3 separate regions of the Homo sapiens genome follow, and regions 1 and 2 are each linked to region 3. Evidence: chromatin loops called from intact Hi-C (ENCODE). Cell type or tissue: dorsolateral prefrontal cortex. All regions are shown on one strand. Each heading gives the region's core, and the rest is flanking DNA. Links, peaks and the distances in the headings are about the cores only.

What was found. Peaks named below come from ENCODE experiments on the same cell type or tissue, not always from the same donor. Only the 100,000 strongest peaks of a DNase experiment are listed, where the experiment ranks them.
Region 1: it touches region 3 in a loop (2.4-fold over the local background); 5 of 110 quality-filtered maps call a loop at or near these places.
Region 2: it touches region 3 in a loop (3.0-fold over the local background); 2 of 110 quality-filtered maps call a loop at or near these places.

Annotation. Positions count from the first base shown.
Region 1 is chr4:128,376,824-128,384,980 of GRCh38, reverse strand. No RefSeq gene overlaps it. Among named protein-coding and RNA genes, the nearest start is that of LINC02615, 47 kb to the left of the region's middle. In dorsolateral prefrontal cortex, for the core only: a CTCF peak has its summit at 4,939 (motif pointing left); no DNase peak of the experiment used is centred there.
Region 2 is chr4:128,596,965-128,605,121 of GRCh38, reverse strand. No RefSeq gene overlaps it. Among named protein-coding and RNA genes, the nearest start is that of LINC03140, 30 kb to the right of the region's middle. In dorsolateral prefrontal cortex, for the core only: a CTCF peak has its summit at 4,567; DNase peaks (open chromatin) are centred at 3,587 and 4,491; H3K4me3 peaks cover 1,316 bases; H3K27ac peaks cover 1,963 bases.
Region 3 is chr4:128,671,297-128,679,453 of GRCh38, reverse strand. No RefSeq gene overlaps it. Among named protein-coding and RNA genes, the nearest start is that of LINC03140, 100 kb to the right of the region's middle. RefSeq lists enhancers at 3,973-4,062, 4,153-4,412. In dorsolateral prefrontal cortex, for the core only: a CTCF peak has its summit at 4,054; no DNase peak of the experiment used is centred there; H3K27ac peaks cover 1,052 bases.

The DNA.
Region 1 (8,157 bases), core at 3,505-6,004, 300 kb after region 3:
ACTCTCCACTAAAGCTGTCAGCCCAGCTGTAGCCTCCAACTGTTTTAGTCACTAAAACCTCATATTTAATGGTCACTTTTATAACGAACACTAAGAAAGAAATACAAAGCTCTAAATCAGACTTTATTTCTTTAAAGATGAACAGAAATCGCATTGGAGGCGTCGGGAAGGCCACTGAGAGACGGTGCCACCATGCTGCCCTTCCCGCTGGTGATGGTGACATAACCATCAAGCCAAACCTCTGGTCTAAGGTAGTCCAATAACCTTGAAGGGAATCCCAACTGTGTGTGCAGAGTCCAAATCATTCCCAACACCAAGTGACAGCAGCTTCTATCCATCTGGCCCAGACCTAGAGCTTCTACATTCCCATTTCAGAATGATCATCTTTCCCATTCATAATTTGTTTAACATGGCGTTATTGCCACAGGAAGTAAATACTGGGTGGCCAAAATGAAAGTCTCCCATAAAACTTCTTAACAAATTGGAGCATTTATCTGCTAAGCCTCAAGAATGCAGTTTATCTCTGATTATGTATGACATCTTTTAAATTCTTCGGCTCAGAAGAACATTCCAGAGATGCTACTATGGTACTATGGTCTGTCACTAATTGCAGAACCAAAAGAACAAATGCTGAGACCATATTTGGCCAGAAGATGTTTTCTAACATTTATGAGGTAGTGTGATCAAACTAAAATCTGGGAAACAAAACTTCAGCAAATGAGTAAACTCCTTATGCTTAAATCCCAGCCCCAGGGTTCCCTCCTTCCCTGACTTTCCTAGGACAAGTCAGTCACTCCATCTTCTGGGTCGCACTGCATTCTCTTCATACCTCAATGATGGCATGGAAGATATTGTGGTCTAATTATCCTTTTTCACAATGTCTGTCTCCCTTACTATCTACATGATAGCTCCTACAAGGAAAGGGCCAGTGCCTTATCATCTTAATGTCCTCAGCACTTAGCAGAACTGGCAAATAATAGGCACTCAATAAATATTCAGTGAAAAAAAGAATGGGATCTAAAATGAGAGGGCAAAACCCATCCATTCAATTCAAAATTTTTGTTGTTGTTGTTGTTTTAGAATTAGGGTCTCACTCTGTCACCCTGGCTGGTATGCAGTGGTACAATCATAGCCCACTGCAGCCTCAAACTCTTGGGCTGAAGAGATCCTCCTACTTGAGTCCCCCAAGTAGCTGGGACTACAGGCCACCCACTACCACATCTGGCTAATTTTTTATTTTGTTATTTATTTATTTATTTATTTATTTTTAGAGATGGGGTCTCACTCTGTTGCCCAGGCTGGAAGACAGTGACACAATCATGGCTTACTTCAGCCTCAACCTTCCGGGCTCAAGCAATTCTCCCACCTTAGCCTCCTAAGTAGCTAAGACTACACGCAGGCACCACTATGCCCAGCTAATTTTTTATGTTTTTGTCAGAGACAAGGTCTTGCTGTGTTGCCCAGGCTGGTCTTGAACACCTTGCCTCAAGCGGTCCTGCCCTGGCCTCAAAAAGTGCTGGGATGATCCCCCACACCTGGCCTCAAAGCAATTATATCAATTAATCCTGTGGTACTGGGTCAATAATTTTGTGGCTCTATCTTCTGATTTGGCCTGTCTCTGGTTCTATTTCTGTTCAAGTGTAATCCCTTTTTTTTTTTTTTTTTTGAGATGGAGTCTCACTCACTCCGTCACCCAAGCTGGAGTGCAGTGGCACCATCTTGGCTTACTGCAACCTCTGCTGCCTGGGTTCAAGCAATTCTCCTGCCTCAGCATACCAAGCAGCTGGGATTACAGGTGTTAGCCACCATGCCCAGCTAATTTTTTTGTATTTTTAGTAGAGACGGGGTTTCACCATGTTGGTCAGGCTGGTCTCAAACTCCTGGCCTCAAGTGATCCGCCCACCTTGGCCTCCCAAAGTGCTGGGATTACAGGCATGAGCCACCAAGCCCAGCCTCAAGTGTGATCCTTACACCAAAGACTTGATCAGGGATCCTAAAGTTGATGTAACACACATAAGTATATAGGTTTGCAATACATTGACATACTATTAGGTTGGTGCAAAGTTAATTGCGGTTTTTGCCGTTAAAAGTAATGGCATTAAAAGTAATGGCAACAATCGCAATTACCTTTGCATCAACCTAATATTTACTGGATTTCTCAAACCAAAAAAACAAGTAGTATATGGATACTTCCATTTTCATCAGGAAATTGTGTCTAATGAATCTGAGACTGTTTCTTTCCTCCTTCCTCTACCCAGAGGGCAGACAAGTCTGCATGGCCATTCCCACACAGTCCACAGGAAGCCAAGAGTAGGATGGATCATTCGCTCCGTCATTATCCCCTAACTTTGCACCAATCCCTTCAGCCCTATTCAGTACAAACGCATCGTGACTCCACTTCCAGGTTACCTTCTCCATAAAGTCCCCTATCCTGGGGCAAGGGAAGCCTGGATAGAGGCAGGACCAGAAGAACAAAGTTCTGTCATCTTTGCCCCAACATGCCTCTTTCCAAATCCCATAGCTCAAGTGTGTACTCCTGACATAAAGCCACATGCCAGAGTTCTCTCCTCTTCTACCACACAGCATTCATCGCCCTTTAGTTCCTAGATGACAGCAAAGATTTATTAGCATGTGAAAATGCCCCAATCCACCCACAAGTAGAATTATCTTTGTCAGCCCATTCGTAAATCTTTTATGATACAGAATCAGAGAATGGGTAAGAAGTCCAGAGAGGTGTGAGAAAACAGGGAGACTAACCAGAGAAGCTAGGTCAGTCTACATAAGAAAGAGCTGGGAGATGCAGGGCACAAGGGGGGATGTCAGTAGACATGTTGGGAAGTAGTGATTCAAAGAGAATTAGAAAGGAGAAGAAACAAGATTTTATGATGTATAGCTGGCAGATAAGAACAAGTTCTCCTTTAATGTGTTTTGAGAGGCTTGTGTAAAGATTAAAATCACTTAAATTACGTTTGGTTTAGGCTGGGCATATTTATAGGAAATTCCATGCAGAGATTGGCCATTTGGGCTCTCAGCTTGTTTTAGAGTTCTACCTGCTATGACCTAATGCAGTAACACCTTTCCAGGTTGGGAAACTTGTCCTTGTGAGAATCACCTTACCGCACCCTTTATAATATAATCCATGAGGGGCAAATTGGGATCCACAGAGGATAATTAGGCTCATTTACAAGGAAGATTAAAACTAACCATTGTGGTATATAATTCACTGTTGGCCAGGCACTGTGAAAACTGCTTTAAATGTATTTGCTCATTTATTTGGTAACAAATTTATTTTTATTTTATCCTATCTCATTTCAGAAAGATAAAAGCAGCTTAGAGGAATACTTAACTACACAAAATACAATAAATAAAAAGTGAGAGCAATTTTTTTAAAAATTGCAACGGTGTAAACTGATCCATGTATGAGGCCAAAAATGTATAACATAATGACATGCACACTTGATACTGATGAACCGCACACTTGGCTCTAGGCTTTCTAGCAGCTAGTTCAAACAAAGAAAACCAGTCAGTTATGCAAATTACCAAATCCATAAGATTAAAGCACAGCAAGAGATGTGAAGCTATTCCTGGTATAAAGGCCAAATAAGCATTTCTCCAGTGGAGAGGAACCATACATGATGGACAAAACAACTCCCTCCACAACATCCATAAATAGAGTTTCAAATACACATTTCAAAAGCTATTTCTTATATTGACGTTGAATATAAGCTGACAATTTTACAACTAACTAAAAGCAAGTCTACATATAACCCTGTGAAGTGGATATTGTTCTCTAATCTGGTAGGAAAAAAATAAGACTCAAAGAGGTTAACTGATGTGTCCACAGACACACTCAATGAAGTGCACACTCACTCAGGTTTGTGCAGCACCACCTGACTCTGAGTCCCAAGCTCTTCATATGACCAACACTACTCCAGCAAGGCCAAACCACAGAACAAAAGGAGTCCTCTTTATCAAAAGTTATTCTCCACCAAAGTCATCATGATGCACATGCATCTTCTTCTCAAAAGACTGGAAAATAGGTTTCTTAGGAGGCAATATTATAAGTCTCTGGTGTATGAGGCAGGCCCTCCTCAACTTCAGAGTGGCTTCTAGCATCTATGTTCATTTAAGTATTTAAGTGTCACTGAAGCAGGTGGCACCCTGAGTACCAGCCTGCAGAAGAGGTCAACCCTGTGGGGTGGGGGGTAACCAAGACCTGGTTATGTTGGAGGTATCTTCCCTGGTGCCCTCTCAGGACCAGCAGGTGAAGGCATCTCTGGGAATGTTTCCCTCCCCTTGTAGCACTGGGTGACAGGAAGAGATGCTCATGAGAAGAGGAACAGGAAGGGGAGGGGGGGAAGGCTGGCTGGGTCACATTGAAGGGCTCTCAGTGGCAGGTCCAGGAAGCAGGGATGTGTTTCTTACCCTTGAGCAGCCATGAGCAGGGCAGGAACAGCTGGGCAGCAGTCCTCAAGTCAGAACAAGAGGGCTTCTTCCCTGAATCACATTCCCAGCCCCGCCCCAGACCTACTGGGTAAGAATCTCAGGGCGGGTTGACCCCGGATGATTCTCATGGTCAGAACACTTGAAAACTGGAGTTAGGACTTGCAGTCAAATTGGTTCTTTAAACTCACAGATATTTACGAAGGGCCCCTCATGTGCCAAACTTGAAGTGAATCCCAGGGAAGAGGGAGGAGCACCAAGACAAGACCTTGTCTTCAGACTACAGTCATTGGAGACAGACATTTGAAAAAAACACAGAAATATAGACACAGTAGATTGTGCCTTTCTCTCACCTAGAATCAAGTCTTTCAGCTTGCAGTGCAATGTACTGAACTTTCCAGGGCCTGGGAAGCTCAGTTTTAAAAAGTATGAGGAGCTGCATTTCAAAAAGGCATAACCTGAAAAGAGGAAAGCACCCTCTGGTGGCCCTCTGGGTGGCAGCACCTGCAGGAACCCCCAGTCCTAAGTAAGAGGGCAGATGTGGCTTCAGGCAGGCGGCCCCAAGGCAGGAGATCCCAGAGTAGCCAGAACGTCCACAGGCTCTGTTGTGTTTCCGTCCTAAATCTCTCCTCAGTGTCAAACCAGTCACTCTGTGAGAAGACATTTCCCCCTGTGTCCATTGCTAAGTGGGTTTACTTCTGAACACCTGGCCTCTGCTGTGGAGTCAAGTGACATAATCTGTAGTTAAGGCATGGCCTGAGTCCATCTCTACTCTCCCCCGACTCTAACATGCAACAGCGCCTGGAACACAGAGGTACTCAATATAAATGTGATGAATAAATAAATGAACTGCACTATCCCATCTAGCCTGACATTGTCTGCTTTGTAGGACCTAGGGAAGGCTGGACAAATATCACAGTGGTTAAGTCCCTGAATTCTCTGAAAATAAATGACTTCTTAAAATATTTAAATATAATCTATGTCCTTCCTAAGAGTCTCTATGAAAAGAATAATATTCACAAGGGGTATACTTTGTGCTTGGAGCTAAGCCTGGTATGGCTTAATTTGCAGTAGAGTAACATGTAAATTTATGATAATAAATTATATTATTTAAATGAAATTATAAAAATAAGAGTGGCTCACTCATATTCAACTTTCATGAATGCTGACACCTCTTGAAGAACATGGAGGCCTGATTTGTATTCAGGCCTGAATACCAGTGTGAACCACAAGAGCTCAGAGACTGCTGGTTTGAAGTATGTCCATGGGAAGCCCAGTCAAATACCTGCATGGTATACTTAGCATTTTCAGCACATCTCCATTCAAGAAGCCATGAGGAAATCCGCTCAGTGCAGGAATCTGGGTTATGACATGGCACCCACAAAGTCACTCAACACTAGCTCTCAGAGACCACCAGGAAGAAAGGTCATAACAAGAAGGAACAGAAAAGGCGTACATTTGATGATACGGTGGAAGAATTAGAAGGGCAGAGAGAGAGAGAAAAGCACAGAATGGAAAAAAAAAAACCCTCAAAGAACTATTTGAAATGGTGTTTAATCCGCAGAATCCAAAAGTAAACAAACCAGTCAGTAGCCTCTGAAGGAGGGAATTGATTTTGAGACATGTTGATTATGCCTCTAACTCTTAAGCTTGTGAAATACTCTACTGAATTAAGAAACACCAGAGGCTGAAAAGTACTTCTGGCCAAAGATGTAATCCATCTGAGTTGAAAGGCCACGGCAAACCAGCGGAGAGATGGTTGGCTAAGTAGTTCACCACTGCACAGCCATGGCCTCTCACTGGATTCTACTTCTAGTGCTAGGAGTCTCCTCTGTCCACCATGTCTGGCTGAGCTCAGGGCATGGGATTTAACATGTGCACCTGTGGGATGTTTGCAAGGGGGCTAATGCTGACCAGAGAAACAGCTTCATTCACCTCCAGATGAGTGACATCAAATCTTCATTATTCAGAATTTTGGAACCCTGTCTTTGAGGTTTGCTGCCTATAAAAAGCCCACATTACTCCCAACTACCATCCTCAGGAAATACATGGGAGAAGTGGTTAAAAATATTAGCTTTGGTAGAAAAGCTGAATTTTAATGTTCACAGCACGAAGAAATAACAAATATTCAAGGTGATGATATGCTAACTGATATGGTTTAGCTCTGTGTCCCTACCCAAATCTCATCTCCAATTGTAATCCCCACATGTTGAGAAAGGGAGGTGATTGGATCATGGGAGCAGTTTCCCCCATGCTGTTCTCATTATAAGTGTTTGGGAGTTCCTTCTTCCCTCTTCTCTCTCCTGCCACCTTTGTGAAGAAGGTGCTTGTTTCTCCTTCAACTTCCGTCATAATTGTAAGTTTCCTAAGGCCTCCCCAGTCACATGGAACTGTGTGTCAATTAAACCTATTTCCTTTATAAATTACCCAGTCTCAGGTATTTCTTTATAGCAGTGTGAAAACGGACTAATACAGGAAATTGGTACCAGTAGAGTGGGGCACTGTTATAAAGATAACCTGAAAATGTGGAAGCAACTTTGGAACTAGGTAATGGGCAGAGGTTGAAACAGTTTGGAAGGCTCAAAAGAGGACAGGAGGATGTGGGAAAGTTTGGAACTTCCTAGAGACTTGTTGAATGGTTTTGACCAAAATGCTGATAGTGATATGGATAATGAAGTCCAGGCTGAGGTGGTCTCAGATGTAGATGAGGAACTTCTTGGTAACTGGAATAACAGTGACTCTTGCTATGCTCTAGCAAAAAGACTGGCAGCATTTTGCCCCTGCCCTAGAGATCTGTGGAACTTTGAACTTGAGAGACATTATCTGAAATTGGAATTTATGTTTTAAAGGGAGGAAGAGCATAAAAGTTTGGAAAATTTGCAGCCTGACCATGTGGTAGAAAAGAAAAACCCATTTTCCAAAAAGAAATTCAAGGTGGCTGCAGAAATTAGCGTAAGTAACGAGAAGACGAATGGTCATCACCAAAACAATGGGGAAAATGTCTCCAGGGAATGTCAGAGAAATTCGTTGCAGCCCCTCTCATCACAGGCCCAGAGGCTTAGGAAGGAAATGGTTTTATGGGCCAGGCCCAGGGCCCCCGCTGTTGTGTGCAGCCTTAGGACATGGTGCCCTGTGTCCCAGATGCGCCAGCTCCAGCCACTGCTAAAAGAGGTCAAGGTATCAGCTTGAGCAGTTGCTTCAGAGGGTGCAAACCCCAAGCCTTGGTGGCTTCTCCATGGTATTGGGCCTATGGGTGTGCAGAAGACAAGAGTCAAGCTTTGGGAGCCTCCGCCTGGATTTCAGAGGATGTACGGAAATGCCTGAATGTCCAAGCAGAAGTCTGCTGCAGGGGGTGGAGCCCTTGTGGATAACTTCAGCTAGGGCCATGCAGAGGGGAAATGTGGGGTTGGAGCCCCTACACAGAATCCCCACTGGGTCACTGCCTAGTACAGCTGCAAGAAGAGGGCCACCGTCCCTCAGACTCCAGAATGGTTGATCCACCGATAGCTTGCACCATGCACCTGGAAAAGCCACAGACACTTAATGCCAGTCCATGAAGGAGCTGCTCAAGGCTATGGGAGCCCACCCTTGCATCAGCATGCCCAAGATGTGAGACATGGGGTCAAAGGAGATCATTTTGGAGCTTTAAGATTTAATGACTCCCATGCTGGATTTTGGACTTGCATAGGGCCTGTAGCCCCTTTGTTTTAGCCA
Region 2 (8,157 bases), core at 3,051-5,550, 75 kb after region 3:
AAGTCATACTTTAGCCCTGGGGCATTCTCTTATGGCATGTTTCTTTTATGATGCTGGTTTATGTCAGTTTGGTTTTTGCATGTAAATGCCGTCATTCTTAGAACTTCCTCCCCCACCTTACCTAGTTATGATAAGCACAACATCAGTGAATCATGAGAACGTAATCCTGAAAACTTCCCCATTTTAGGAACTGCCTTAGTTTTGCAAAGTATTTTATAGAAATACTATGTTCATATTTTAATAGAAATATAATCTAGACAAAACCAAAAAGCAAACTTCTTTCTAGGTAAACTTCCCTATGAGGACTCTGCTGTTACATTTTCCTCCTCTGTAGTTAAGTTTCCTATATCTTTGAGCTTTAGTTCTAGAGCTTCAGATTTTGTAAGGCATTTTAAAGGAATCATAGGAAACCTACTCTAGGACCAGGTTTACTTAGATTGTCCTGATTCTGAACTTCTGAATCCTATGTGCACCTCCTTCTTAATTATGTAAACCTGTGACCCTCTGGTCTCTTCCTCAAGTTCCTTTCTGCGCCTAGCCCTCTACAAACAAGTCTTTTTTTTCCCTATTTCCCAGAAGAAAAGCACTCTAGTTTTGAAGACTTGTACTTTGCTGATCACCTTCTTTACCTATTCATCCTCCAAGACACATAGTGGTAATTTGATTAGTAGCAACCTGCCCAGATAGCAAAATGCATGTCCACTTTAATTTCTGTACAGTCAGCTTAAATGGTATGCCTCAGGGAGAGCTCTAAGCTACACTTGACTTTAGATTCCCTTGTTAATTCAACAATTAAGACTAATCTGTTACATATTACAACTTATAAAATAGTATTTCCAGCTTTTTTTTTTCAGACAGGGTCTTGTTCTGTTGCCCAGGCTGGAATGCAGTGGTACAATCATAGCTCACCTCTGCCTTGAAGTCCTGGGCTCAAGCAGTCTTCCTGCCTCTGCTTCCTGAGTAGTTGGGACTACAGGTGTGCACTGCCATGTTGCCTGGTCTGGCCTCAAACTCCTGGGCTGAAGCCATCCTCCTGCCTGGTCTCCTAAAGTGTTGGGATTACAAATGTGAGCCACCATGCTCAGGCTATTTCTAAGACTATTATGGCATAATGGGTACTCAATAAATATTTGTTGAAAGAACGAATGAATCAACTTATAGTCTTAGACGGAAAAGACAAAGGATCAGATCTCTTTTTGCTAACCCCAGCACTGGATTGGTGAATGCTGCCTTCTATTTGAAAGTGTGTAAAATTCTTCTTCCAGATATAAACTAAAATCAAAGACTACCTCTGCATGCCATCCCATGAAGCAGTCTGCTGTTGCGATATCAGGTGTGGCTTCCACCACCACTGCCACTATCATCCTACATATTTTTTTTTTTTTTAGACTCTGTCACCCAGAATGGAGTGCAGCGGTGTGATTTTGGCTCACTGCAGCCTCCGCCTCCTGGGTTCAAACAACTATCCTGCCTCAGCTTCCCAAGTAGCTGGGACTATGCCACCATGCCCATGCCACCACACCTGGCTAATTTTTGTATTCTTAGTATTGATGGGGTTTTACCATGTTGGTCAGGCTGGTCTCAAACTCCTGCCTCAAGTGATCTGCCCACCTTGGCCTCCCAAAGTGCTGGGATTACAGGCGTGAGCCATCATGCCCGGCCTTCATCCTACATTTCTCTATTCTTCTTCTGTCTCCTCTTATCAAAATCTGAACTGATCCAGAAATCTTCCAGCCCTTGGTGTGTGTGTGCACATACATACACACACACACACACACATACATATATAGATATGTATGTATTTTCTTGATCTTAGTCCTAATGAAAAACATGTGGAGCATAGCAAGTAATTCCTTCTTATCCTATGAATAGCAATTCAAGGGATGGTTTCCAAGGAATTATTAAAACACACACAAGAATTTACATTATACTCCAGTGGGTAGTAACAAATTGAAAAGTTATCAATGCTTTATAATGTGGGGAAAACTCTGAGTATATAACAATCTTGGGCAGTGAAAAAGAAATAACCCAGATTCCACAGTTTGAACTGCTGACCTTTTTCTGTAGCTGATCAACATTTTTCACCTCACTTAGTTTACTAATTTACTATTTTCTTACGCTAAATTTTGCATCCTTTTGGTATAAAGTGCCAGCATACCCAGAAAATATTTTTGCATTTCACATGCTAGTTAAAATACACCCTCACATAGTTTGTGTCTTTGAAAATAATTTAGTACCCTATGATTAATACACCAGACTCATATAAATATAAATAGACATAAATACACATATATATATGTTTCGTCTTAGTTTCCATCTGAGTTTAACTGAGAAAATCCCCATATAACAAACATATGTACAAGTCCCAGCCAATGATCCATTCTAGACAATGTTAAATAAACCAAATCTGGTTTGGCCAAAGAACTTAGATAGTCCCTTGGAGTTTTCTGCTACATCAGGTGTAACTGAATGTAAAATTTTCTATCTGGAATTTCAGGGGCAATTAAAACTCTTAATAATTCTTTTTCCCTTTGGCTGTACCTTTATTGGTTGGCAATGAATTGGTTGGCTTCTGACCAACATAGGAAAAAAACATACTTTTTTCTCAGAAAACTTGTGATGACAGCTGTCATTTTCCAGCTCTCAGATGCCAATGGGAATTGACCCCAATAGTCATAAGCAATAAATTTCTGTACAGAGAAAATCCTATTAATGGAGGAGCATTTTCCATTAGGAAATTCCTTCTAATAAGAAATAACTAAAAACTACTTACTGTTCTCTTTACAGTGCCCTGTCCCATGACAGGCCCTCATTCCAGGCCCCACCACAGTGATATCTCTATTGTACCACCAGCTCCCCAAAGTGGTGACAGGAGCCCTGGGCCTGAGCTGCAGCAGTGACTCAGCACGCCCCAAATGTCTCCAAGTTTCCAAGGCCACCCCACAGTTGTATAGTAGCTCCAGTCAGGCTCCTGGGGAGGTCTGTCTGACCTCATTACCATGGAGCAAGACAGGATTTTGTAGAACATGCTTTTTTCAGTCTCTTTAAAGAGCACAAGCCAGGACACACAAAGACTAGAAGCTGGTTTCTAGGAAATTTAACCTCTCAAAATATGGGCATCATTGAATGTCCCTGATACAGTCATTCTTCAGCTGCCACTGTCTGAAAACAACATACACAAAAGATGAAAGACAACTTTGAATGACAAGCCCCCGACTCAGGACTAATGATAAGATTATTAAAGTCACACATCAGCCTACCAGAAGCAAAAATTTTCTTCCCTGAAAGAGTTGAGAAGTGTCACTGTCCAGTGAGGCATTTATTTTCAAACTAAATCCAGTTAAGAAGCTGGGCTGCTGGCCATAACTCCTACAGAAACTAACGTATACTTCTGTGCCTCTGACAGCCCGGCCCAGTGATGAGTACACAGTTGTAATTGAATTGCATTTGATGTTGTTTGCACTAACACAGCACCAGACTTCAGGACAAACCACAGCTCTGCAGAGCAGAGTTCTGGCCCACTCTCCCCCCACCTCACCCCCCGTGGCTTGGGTCTGCCCTTGTTGTCCTGACCTGCCGGAGGTTTCATCAGCATTACCTCTGACTCATACTTCGCATTCAAGAGCAAGATGAATTCGCTAGCAATGAGTACCTGGAAGAGGGCCAGACTATTGGTACTAAAGCAGTGCTGGCCCCAACACAGCTCGCTGGGCCAGACGTTGATGGGAAATGGCTGACAGCAGGATAAACAAGCAGCTCCCTTTTTGGTGAGCTTCAGGGGAATCAGGTGGACAGAATCAAGGCTTCAGGTATGCTCTTCAGAGGCTCTGTGGAGTGGTGGGAGGCTGTAAAACAGCACTGGAGATGGTTGTGGTTCTCCCCCAGCAAAAGCACCGGCAGGAAGAAAGGCAGATTGGCAAACAGTGTGGGCCCACAGTGCGAGCCAGGGGAGAAGCCATCAGGTGACACATCAAGCCGTGAGAGGCAGCTGGTCAGGGACCCCTCAGTTCCCCACCGTCCTGCAGAGACATGGGGGGCAGTGTCCGTGCCTCCCTCCCTCACCACCTGAGCTGCTCCACAAGAAATTCTGAGCGCCACTGGGCAAGTAGAGGGAACCAAATGCCTCAAGATGGAGAAGAGTGCAAGGTCTAACTAGCAGTACTGTGGAAGAGCAACACAGACAAGAGGTGTAGAATTAGCTGGGCAGGGTGTATGGGTTCCTTCCGGTGCCTGCATACCTGAGAAGAAGTCATTCGTTGAGCTTAGTTTAGGTTTTAAGGCAGTTTTGGTGTTTGAGGCTTATTTAGCACACATAAGTCCAAGGTAGCATCAGACAGAATTATAAACTTCATGTGACTTTTCAAAACAACCCAGTGAGCCCATTGTTAGCAAATAGCAGTCAGCCGAGATAAGCGGCCATTCTAGGAGCAAAGGCACTTGTGCCAGGAAAACAAGAACAAGCACGAGCAAGAAGCAGGGCAATGCAATCCACAAACACAATTCATGCTTTACAGCTGTGAGACAATGCTTCTTTTGCTTGGACCTCAGGCTCTGCAAACTGCAGCACAGAGGAGGGTAAGTGTGCAGTGGCCCCTAGAGAAGAGTGGTCAGTAATGAAATTGCACCCCACTTTACTTGCCCCTTTGTGTTCCTGGGTCACTGCCAGGCTGTCCCAATCCTGCAACATGTGGAAAGCCAGTGTGTTCAGATGGAATAGTAGGGGATGCAACCTAAAGAGATTACTAGTAAGATTTTCCAGAAAAAGAAAAATAACTATTTTTTAAGCATGAGCAGGGGTGGGGAGGGGTGGGGGGAAGAAAGTTTCTTTGTTTCTCATTGGAAAGCTTTGCAAGCTATTGACTTATTGAGGAAAATCAGGACAATTGGGTACACAGCTTTGACTTCTGGTGATTTCTGACACTTTCCTCGAAAGCCTATCACTCCACACTGAGGGCCCCAGGATTGACTGTTTTACAGAAGCTCTTATGTATTGAGGTCCTGTATGAACTGGACCCATGTAAGATGGGGAGTGGTGACAAACGTTGGCTCAACCTCAATTGTGAGATTATGGTTCAAGGTTATTTTCTTAGAGATAGTGAGTCTTCAGAAAACCTTTGAGTAAAGGCAAATGAAAGGCTTGTGTCTAAAAACAGGCTTCCAAAAGTGGAAATAGGACACAGGAAGTGGAGAGTCGGAAAACAAAACAAAACAGATGAGCTGGAATGAGAAGAGTAGAGAGAGAAGTAGAAAGACAGGGAGAGACTCTGTAAGGAAAGCTGTGAAGGAAAAGGATTGCAGCCTCTTGGCTTTATTTTCAGTTAGTGCCTCATACAATTCACGAGGTGAGGCTCCCACACATTCTGGCCTGTTCTCCCCAATTATGGGGGTGGGGAGGTAAATGAACTACACCCAGACTTCTTGCAGCTGTCACCTCAATATCAGGTATCTGCGAGGTGGGGAGAGAGGTGGGAGGATTGGTAAGGGGCTGTATAATTACTGGGAACTCCAGCCAATGTAACACATGGTTATGTGGGCCTATGTAGTTAGGTTTCACTATCCCTATTGACTGTGCCAGACCCTGAACTAAATACTGGAGTGTCGAGATCAAGAAGGCATGATTCCCGCCCTTAGGAGTGCACCATCAAAGGAGGTGAGGAGTGCATCTCCTCACAGGAGGAGACAGATGAGTAAACTGAACATTTTGATTCAGTACGTTTTGGGATACAGGTAGGAACCAGAGCTGCAGGGCCAGGGGAAGGGGGCACCTCCCCCAAAGGCAAAGGTCCTATCCTCGGTCCCACAGAACAGCTTACAAGACTCCTCCTCAGGTGCAGCTGGTTCGGAGGGTACGGTCGTCTCCAGCTGTCTCCTACATCGTCTCTATTTTCTCACTGGCTCCTTCTAGTCTAGGTCTCTCCAATCCTATACACATCGTTTCCAGCTCTGTTATGCCTTCAGGCTACTGGCTGAGACTTTTTCTTTTACTGCTAAAGCATAGCATACATTTTCCTGCATTTCCTCCCTACCCTCTCATTTTTCACCCACGCCTTGATGTCAAGTTCCTCTCTGTACCACTTTATCATAATCTCCCTCTTGAAGAAGAACCACCAGTGATTTCCTCATCACTAAATCCAATGATCCTCATTGATGTTATTATACAGGGAGCTGACTGGCAACTACCACACTACAAGCTAAAACTCTCCCCTCTTTCACTTTCCCAGGCCTGTCTGCCCTTGTTCTTCCTGCAGTTCTCCTGTGCTTCCTTCATTAGCACCAATTCCCTTTCCCATCTCATAAGTGGGAGCGTCCCCCAGTGAACAGCCGCAGGGAGCGCACCTGCATCCAGAGTTCCAGCCCTTCTCCATGCTGATGACACCCAAGTCTTTATCTCTAGGTCTGATCCTTTACCTTATTTCGAGTCCAGAATTTCTAATCACGTACTGGTCAGGTTCACTTTCATGGTCATCTGTGTCTCTCAGGGTTCCTGGCATAGTGCATTGCATAGATATGGATACAATAATATTAAGCTGAATGATGAGTGAACAAATGAACGGATAAAATATCCCAGTCTCCTGCAGAAAATCCCACCTTGTTACCTCTGCCTTTCTTTCCTGACCATGGTTTCCAGCCTGTTATCTTCCAAGAGACAGACAATTTATTATTATCTTCCTAGAGGAGTCTCATCCCCAAAGCCTGGAAATGGGGCTTTGTATTATCGGTCTAAAGATGGGTATTATTGTCTCTCACCCCTCCATTCTCTTTTCAGTGTCTCATTTTCTTTCTTGGTGAAATAGAACAAAAGTGATCAGCCCTTGTGACAAGTCATATTATTCATGGTAACATTGTTTCGTCTTGTAAGTGACTGACATTAGGACTGACATATGAACTGATTTATACCCCAACTTCAACATGCCCTTTCCCACGATCCTTAACCCCAAAGCAACAGTAACAGCTGGACTAACAGCCCTTGCGATATGCCAGGCACTGTGCTGGGCTAAGTGCTTCACATGTGTTATCTTTCCGAATCTTTTCAAAAAGCTTATAAGGCAGAAACCATTTCCAGAGAAGGAAACCGAGGCTTAGGGAAGTTAAAGTAACTGAATCAAGGTAAGTGGTAGAGCCAGGGTTCAGGGAGACATGAAAACATCCCACTCTTAACCCTTCACCACACAGCCTCTTGTGTCTATCGGATTCAGTTACAGGGGGCTTGAGTTGGTTCACGTCTACAAATAATTGAACGTCTGTTACATAGTGAGCATTGTGGGATACAAAGGTTTAAAAAGATCAAGTCCATGATCTCAAGGAGCTTACAGTCTAGAGGAAGAGCACCAACATGAGACTGACGCCTGTGCAGTGAAATGAGACTTTTGGATGAAAGGGTTACATTTACACAAAGCACGCACAGTTCAGTATTACATGTCCCTGCCCTTGAAGAAGATCCCAGCTGCTAGAGTTTTGACTATGCAGTGTTTCAGATTTAGTTTCCCCTCCTCTTTGATCAGGCTCCTCTGTCTTTCTAAAGCTCATACTATACATATAATTTCCATTCAAATTCAAAATCTTTCCAATTATTGTAGTGAATGCAATGTTATTCAAGGATTTTTTTTTCCTGAAAGAGCACCTATCTGACATGCATTTTTAATTTTATGTGCAATATGCAAATGTCATCACTGTAGTTGTTAACCGCAGTGCAGGATTGCAATTAACTATGGAGCTGTGCATTTTAGTTATATGCTAATGCTAATGAGATTTTCATAAAGCAAGTCCAATTACCAGCCCTATTTTTTAACTGCAAGAGCTAGTGCAAAGCAAAGGTGTTGACTTTCTTTAGAATAAATTACCCTTTGTCCTTGGCTCCTTCATCATATTCAATCATCCTAAAAAGTAACTCCTGCTACTTTGAATATTGTATCCTGCCTTGCTCTCCAGTACAATATTAATGGAGACTGTGGGCAAGATTGTTTAGAAACCAATTTACACTGCACAGGCAGTGGGAAAACTTCCTCCAAATGTAAACTGCTCCAACAGAGGAGCAGAGCTTTGAGTACTCAAAGTAAACAGGACCTAGAGGAGACTGAAGACCCAGACAGTGAGTTAGCAAAAATAAATCACAAGAGAGCGCATATGTGGTATAACCTTGCACTGAGGAAACACAAG
Region 3 (8,157 bases), core at 2,855-5,354:
TAAATAAAAGAAATTAAATAAATAAAGACATCTAGCTAAACCAAATGAGAATTTGAGAGGGGGTGGGTTTTCTGCACAGTGGTGAAGAATGGGCCAGTGAAATATTGTTTTGTCAATGTTATCATGACTTTATTTTTATCACAGATTGGTATGTCCTAGAGAAATGTTGATAACAGTTATTTTCTTTCTCTTGCCACAAAGGAAGGCCCAGAGAGAAGGTCCTCCTAGAAAGCAGAAGGCTTTCCCCCACCTTCCACCATGCCCACTGTCACGAGGATTTGCTGGGGCAAGTGTTTACTCATCTGGTAGGGGAATCCACTCCTTTCTGCACAGGTGCAGAGCTTGCCAAATGCCGCGGGGCTTCCCTCTTTGCTAAAAGGCCAGAATTCCCTAAATCTCACTCCAGGCTCCAACATTATATCTATCACTTTTCTTTTTTTTTTTTTCCAATATAGGGGAAAAGGGACCTTTCCTTTCACCCTCTGACATTTGATAATTTGAGTCTATGCAATAAATTTGACAGTAGACAGATTAACAGGAAAAAAGGCATACAAATTAATACATGCATATACAAGGGGGTCCCACAGAGTAAAACACTCAAAGAAGGGCCAGATGGTTGAAACTTTTTTTCTTCTTGAGATGGAGTCTTGCTCTGTCACCCAGGCTGGGGTGCAGTGGCATGATCTCAGCTCACTGCAACCTTCATCTCCCAGGTTCAAGCAATACTCCTGCCTCAGCCTCCTGAGTAGCTGGGATTACAGGTGCAGGCTACCACACACAGCTAATTTTTGTATTTTTAGTAGAGATGGGGTTTCACTATGTTGGCCAGGCTGGTCTTGAACACCTGACCTCAGGCGATCCACCCTCCTCGGCCTCCCAAAGTGCTGGAATTACAGACGTGAGCCACTGCACCCAGCCTGGTTGAAACTTAAATCTGCATTTGAACTACAGAAAGAAATAGGGGCTGGGGCTTTTGGAAGGGAGGTGGTGACTCAAGCAATGGAAGGGTAAGGGGTGACTCAAGCAATGGAAGGGTAAGGGGAAGAACCACACTGTGAAAAACGGTTGTTTTGTGATGCAGATAAAGTCTCTAGGATAGCAACCTTCAGAAGAATAGGTAAAAAGTCCATCTCGGTTTGGAGACTTTTAGTTTCTTTTCCTGCTGGTTAATCTCTGGTTAATGTGGATTTCAGGGAGAGGGATCCACACAATTATGTTCCTTCTGGAAGAACTTCCCTCCCTGCATTTCAGGAGATACAGAGATGGAGAGACAGGGAGATGAGGGAAGATCAAAGAGACCTTGGTTCTGAAGCTGATTTTTTCTTTTTTTTTTTTTGAGACGGAGTCTTGCTCTGTCGCCCAGGCTGGAGTGCAGTAGTGCGGTCTCGGCTCACTGAAACCTCCACCTCCTGGGTTCACGCCATTCTCCTGCCTCAGCCTCCTGAGTAGCTGAACTACAGGCACCTGCCACCACGCCTGGCTAATTTTTTTTTGTATTTTTAGTAGAGACGGGGTTTCACCATGTTAGCCAGGATGGTCTTGATCTCCTGACCTTGTGATCCGCCCGCCTGGGCCTCCCAAAGTGCTGGGATTACAGGCGTGAGCCACCGCGCCTGGCGTGAAGCTGATTCTTTGGTTCAAAGTACTCAGCATATCAAAGCACCATACTTTGGGGTATCATTTTCTGAGCCCCAACACTGATGTCTTTGCAAACATTTTCAAAATCTATCATTCTTGAGAGTACAACCCATGTAAAGTCCATCCACCTTGTGGCTCCATCTTAGCAAAAAAACACTAGTCCAGTCTCCAAAAGTTGCTGAACATTAGTTAACACCTTTCTGTAGAATTTTTTTTTTTTTTTTTTGAGACGGAGTTTTGCTCTTGTTGCCCAGGCTGGAGTGCAATGGCATGATCTTAGCTCACCACAACCTCCACCTCCCGGGTTCAAGTGATTCTCCTGCCTCAGCCTCCAGAGTAGCTGGGATTACAGGCATGTGTCACCATGGGCAGCTAATTTTGTATTTTTAGTAGAGATGGGGTTTCTCCATGTTGGTCAGGCTGGTCTCGAACTCCCGACCTCAGGTGATCCGCCTGCCTCAGCCTTCCAAAGTGTTGGGATTACAGGTGTGAGCCACAGCACCTGACCCTTTTTGTAGATTTTTAAGGAAAATGACTCAGGAGTTGGGGTAATATTAATAACACTCAGTAAATGTTTTAAAATTTTCTTTCCATAACTCTCCATTTCCTATATATGTTCCAGCTGCTCCCTAAATCTTTCATTTCCTCTTTCTCCAAACTCCCCCAATTTTTCCTCAAATCCAGGGCATACTAACTTTGGTAACATCCTCCTGTCTTTTGTCATATTCCAGAGCCATTCACTTCTGTGTGGCTGTAACCTCTGGCTTTCCCAATCAAGCAGCTATGGTGCTCTCCTTGCCCAAATCCATGAATCTGCACTCAAGTCTGGGAAGTAACTTTGGCCACAAAAGGAATTCCATCTTATAGATAGAAGAGGAGAGGTGATGTGAGCTCCTATATATTAACATCTCTATCTGTTCAAGAGCTTCTCCAACTACTTTTTTCTGTTAAGTAAACCTGTCTGTGAGTAAAATAAACAAGGAGTTGATTCAAATTCTGCTGTGTGAGGAGAGAATCTTCCAGTTTTTGAGGACAAGAGAAACTAAATTTTATGGTGATTTACCCGTAGCAATTGAAGATCACCAAGAGAGAAGACTTTTATTTTTCTGTTTTTGGTGTGTTTTAACTTGTTTTCATTTATACTGTTTTGAAGATGGATTGGGAGGAGGAGAGTGAAGAATGAAAAGCTCTATGTTAGAGGAATCTATATGTGCAGTTTCCTTATTAACTGTATGTGTCATCCTCAGAGATGCTGCATGACCTGGTGAAAGAACACGGGCTTTGGAGATAGATACTCATATATTTGTACTTATGCTTGAATCCCATCTCGGTTACTTTCTACCTGAGTATAATTTATAGCATGACAGTTATTATCAGGAGCACAAAGGAAGCACTGTTTTCTGTAAATGAAGATAAGAACTGTTTTGCAATATTATTGTGAGAACTAATGAAATAATTTTGTAAAATGCTTAAGATAGTACCTGTCATATATTTAATATTTATTTATTATATTAAATTTATTATTAAATAATAATAATATTTAATCATGGCAGTCTGCAATCATGACAAATTCTGATAATAATAGCATTTAGGATGGGCATGGTGGTTTATGCCTGTAATCCCAACACCTTGGGAGGCCAAGGAGGGAGGACTGCTTGAGGCTAGGAGTTCAAGACCAGCCTGGGCAACATAGCAGGGCCCTGTTCCTACAAACAAACAAACAAACGAATAATCAAAAAACGTAGCCGGATGTGCTGGCGTGTGCCTGTAGTCCTAGGCTGAGGCAGGAGGATCATTTGAGTCCAGGAGTTCGAGGCTGCAGTGAGCTACGATCACACCACTGTACTCCAGCCTGGGTGACAGAGTGAGACTCTGTCTCTAAAAGAGAAAGAAAAAGAGAAAGACTAATAGTTTTTGTTTGTTTGTTTGTTTGTTTGTTTTAACTGGAGTTGGAGGGCTTCTGCCAAAATTTTCTGTTTCTAACTTTTTTTGGTTTTTTGTTTGTTTTTATAAAATATATTTTATTTTTAAAATAGACAAAGTCTTGTTCTGTTGCCCATGCTGGCTTGAAATTCCTGGGTGGGCGTGATCCCCCTAACTTGGCCTCCCAGAGTACTGGGATTACAGGTGTGAGCAACTGCACGTGGCCTGTTTCTGACATTTTTAAAGTTAGTCTTAATACTGTTTTATGCTGGTTTTACTTTAAATATATATATATAGAATAAAAGCAATTACTTAACAAATGTCAGTGACATGCAAATATATAATTAATAAAACTTCTTATATCTCAGTGGTTGATGTCAATAACCAAATAACCAAGAATTTGAATAATCTCTTCTAGGTAACTGGAAGTGACCTTCACTTACCTGTAATTTACACATTCTCACCAGCTCCTCTCCTACTCCCTTCATCATGACCACCAAGGAGAGCTAGAGGACCTTAGAGAGGAGGCTCAGAATAGTACTGCTTTGATTTTGGCAACATGCATATTGTTTCTTCAGCTAACTCAGCATGCTTGAGATCATTTTAACAGCATAGTGTTCTCATGTGGTTTCAGTAGAAAAAGTCCCTATGTAAAAATAGCACCTTCTTCCTCAGCATGTCTGCTCCCTTTAATGAAAATAAGGCTTTAGCTTAGACTGAGCCAATGCAGCTATCAAGGCGTGAGCTAAAATCTCATCTGCTTCAAATGCTGTTAGCCAAATTCACTAACAATGGTGCTTACAGTCATTGCCAATAAGAAAGACAATGTAGTCAGAGTCATGAACAATACAGGATAATTCATACCCAATACACAATATTTAAACAGCAGTTTTCTAGAATGAATCCCCAGACAACATGGTCAATGAGAAAAGTCACAATTGCTTTACAAGAATATTTATGGTGGCCGGGCACGGTGGCTCACGCTTGTAATCCCAGCACTTTGGGAGGCTGAGGCGGGTGGATCACCTGAGGTCAGGAGTTGGTGACCAGCCTCGCCAACATGGTGAAACCCGGTCTCTACTAAAAATACAAAAAATTAGCCAGGCGTGGTGACAGACACCTGTAATCCCAGCTACTCGGGAGGCTGAGGCTGGAGAATCACTTGAACCTAGGAGGCGGAGCTTGCAGTGAGCCGAGATTGCGCTACTGCACTCCAGCGTGGGCAACAAGAGCAAAACTCCGTCTCAAAAAAAAAGAAAAGAAAAGAAAAGAAATATTTATAGTAATACAAACAAACCAAAAAGGAGGAAAAAAAAAAGAATCAGGAGCATTCACAAATTCTTATCCAACCCATTTAAGACAAAAAGAGTTTAACTAATATAATTTAAGCCATATGGAAACCTAGTAGTAGGTTGCTTCTTCTTAGAGTGGTGTTTCATTCATTCTTACTAGCCTGCATTCTATCACACCATGTTCCATTTTGGGATTGGGAAACTTCTATGTCCATTATTGATATGAAAATAAAACAGAGATAGGCCAGGCGCGGTGGCTCACGCCTGTAACCCCAGCACTTTGGGAGGCCCAGGCAGGCATATCACAAGGTCAGGAGATCGAGACCATCCTGGCTAACATGGTGAAACCCCGTCTCTACTAAAAATAAACAAAAAATTAGCTGGGCACGATAGCGGGCACCTGTAGTCCCAGCTACTCGGGAGGCTGAGGCAGGAGACTGGCATGAACCCAGGAGGCGGAGGTTGCAGTGAGACAAGATCGCGCCACTGCACTCCAGCCTGGGTGACAGAGCGAGACTCTGTCTCGAAAAAAAAAAGAAAACAGAAAAAAGGAATAGTTTTATTTTATATATATATACATACTACACATATATATATATATATATATATTTTTTTTTTTTTTTTTTGAGACGGAGTCTCGCTCTGTCACTCAGTCTGGAGTGCAACCACACGATCTTGGCTCACTGCAACCTCTGCCTCCCCGGTGCAAGCAATAATCCTGCCTCAGCCTCCTGAGTAGCTGGTATTGTGTCCGGAATTGGTGGGTTTTAGGTCTCACTGACTTCACGAATGAAGCCGCGGACCCTCACGGTGAGTGTTAACAGTTCTTAAAGGCCGCGTGTCCGGCGTTTGTTCCTTCTGATGTTCGGATGTGTTCGGAGTTTCTTCCTCCTGGTGGGTTTGTGGTCTCGCTAGCTTCAAGACTGAAGCTGCAGACCTTCGCAGTGAGCGTTACAGCTCTTAAGGGAGCGCGTCTAGAGTTGCTCGTTCCTCTTGGTGGGTTCGTGGTCTAGATGGCTTCAGGAGTGAAGCTGCAGACCTTCGCAGTGAGTGTTACAGCTCATAAAGGCAGTGTGGACCCAAACAGTGAGCAGCAACAAAATTTGTTATAAAGGGCGAAAGAACAAAGCTTCCACACTGTGGGAGGGAACCCGAGCTGGTTGCCACTGCTGGCTCACGCAGCCTGCTTTTATTCTCTTATCTGGCCCCACCCACATTCTGCTGATTGGTCCATTTTACAGAGAGCCGATTGGTCTGTTTTACAGAGAGCTGATTGGTCCATTTTGACAGGGTGCTGATTGATGTGTTTATAATCCCTGAGCTAGACACAAAAGTTCTCCAGGTCCCCACTAAATTAGCTAGATACAGACTGTCGATTGGTACATTCACAAACCCTGAGCTAGACACAGGGTGCTGATTGGTGTGTTTACAAACGTTGAGCTAGATACAGAGTGCCGATTGGTGTATTTACAATACCTTAGCTAGACATAAAGGTTCTCCAAGTCCCCACCAAACTCAGGAGTCCAGCTGGCTTCACCCAGTGGATCCCGCACAGAGGCCAGAAGTGGAGCTGCCTGCCAGTCCCGCGCCATGCGCCGGCACTCCTCAGCCCTCGGGTGGTTGATGGGACTGGGCGCCATGGAGCAGGGGGCAGCGCTCGTCAGCGAGGCTGGGGCTGCACAGGAGCCCACTGTGGCGGGGGAGGCTCAGGCATGGCAGGCTGCAGGTCCCGAGCCCTGCCCCGCGGGAAGGCAGCTAAGGCCTGGCAAGAGGTTGAGCACAGCAGCTGCTGGCCCAGGTGCTAAGCCCCTCACTGCCCGGGGGCAGCGGGGCGGGCTGGCAGCTCTGAATGTGGGGCCCGCCAAGCCCATGCCCACCCGGAACTCACGCTGGCCCACAAGCACTGCGCGCAGCCCCAGTTCCCGCCTGCGCCTCTCCCTCCACACCTCCCTGCAAGCTGAGGGAGCCGGCTCCGGCCTCGGCCAGCCCAGAAAGGGGCTCCCACAGTGCAGCCGTGGGCTGAAGGGCTCCTCAAGTGCCGCCAAAGTGGGAGCCCAGGCAGAGGAGGCGCGGAGAGTGAGTGAGGGCTGCGAGGGCTGCCAGCATGCTGTCACCTCTCAGTGTTATAGGTGCGCACCACCACACCTGACTAATTTTTGTATTTTTAGTAGAGATGGGGTTTCACCATGTTAGTCAGGCTGGTCTCCAACTCCTGACCGTGTGATCTGCCCACCTTGGCCTCCCAAAGTGCTGGGATTACAGGCTTGAGCCACTGCACCTGGTCACTTTTATATTTTTAAAGAAAGACACAGCTACACTTTAATAAATTATCCTGGAAATCATAGTTTTAGAACATATTCTCAGGTCATCAGTGTTCTTTCTTATTAACTTCAGAATCTGATCCACATCAAGGTTAATGACTTGATTAATAATGCTTATCAGAGTTCCCTCAGAAGAGTGGCACCATGGTGGGAGGTACCGCTACAAATATATACAGCTCTGCTACTGTCAGTATAATCACTATAATCACTATAGTCTATCAGTATAGTTCAATCAAGGAATTTGGCACAGGCAATAAATGTAAGGATGTCCATCTTATGATCAACAGAAATTTGACTTTCATTGAGAGAATCTACTCATAGAACAGACAGAATGTTATCAGTAGCCTAGTTTGGATCCTAGAAGTCTCTAAGCTCTTTTACCGGGGAGAGAAAAGGAGAACTGCAATTTTATTTTGTGATCTATTCTCCCCAGAAACCAGACTCTTCTTAAGGGAAGAATGTTTCTTTTTTGCAAACCCTAAGATACCTTTAGCAGAAACTCTTTGAAAGTCATTTGAGGCTGTCAGATACCTCTTATTTATTACAACAAACAGAGATGTCTACAGCCGCATTTCCTTTGGTGTTATTGCAATTGTCACTGGGATATCAGTGGCTGTCTGCAATGCTATCCTTGTAGATTGCATATCAGCATCTGATTGGCCCTTTTATGTACTATTTCAAAGTAATATAGAAGGTGTCCTCTGTCAGCTAAGAGAGACCACAGTGACTTGCACACAGTAGGCATTCAGCAAATGTTAATTAACCCGTCACTACCTCCCTTCACCACCCCCAGCCTCTTTTAGCTGTAGGAAAATGTAGAATCAAATGACCAGGCTGAAAGAGCATTATACAGTGACCAGCACTATCTTTGTTTCCAGCCAAAATAGATTTCAGAGGAACTATACATAAAACATTTGGGTGGAAACAGTTAGTGGGCCATTTCAAAAATGAAGCCAAAATTTGAGAAGAAATTTAGGAACTGA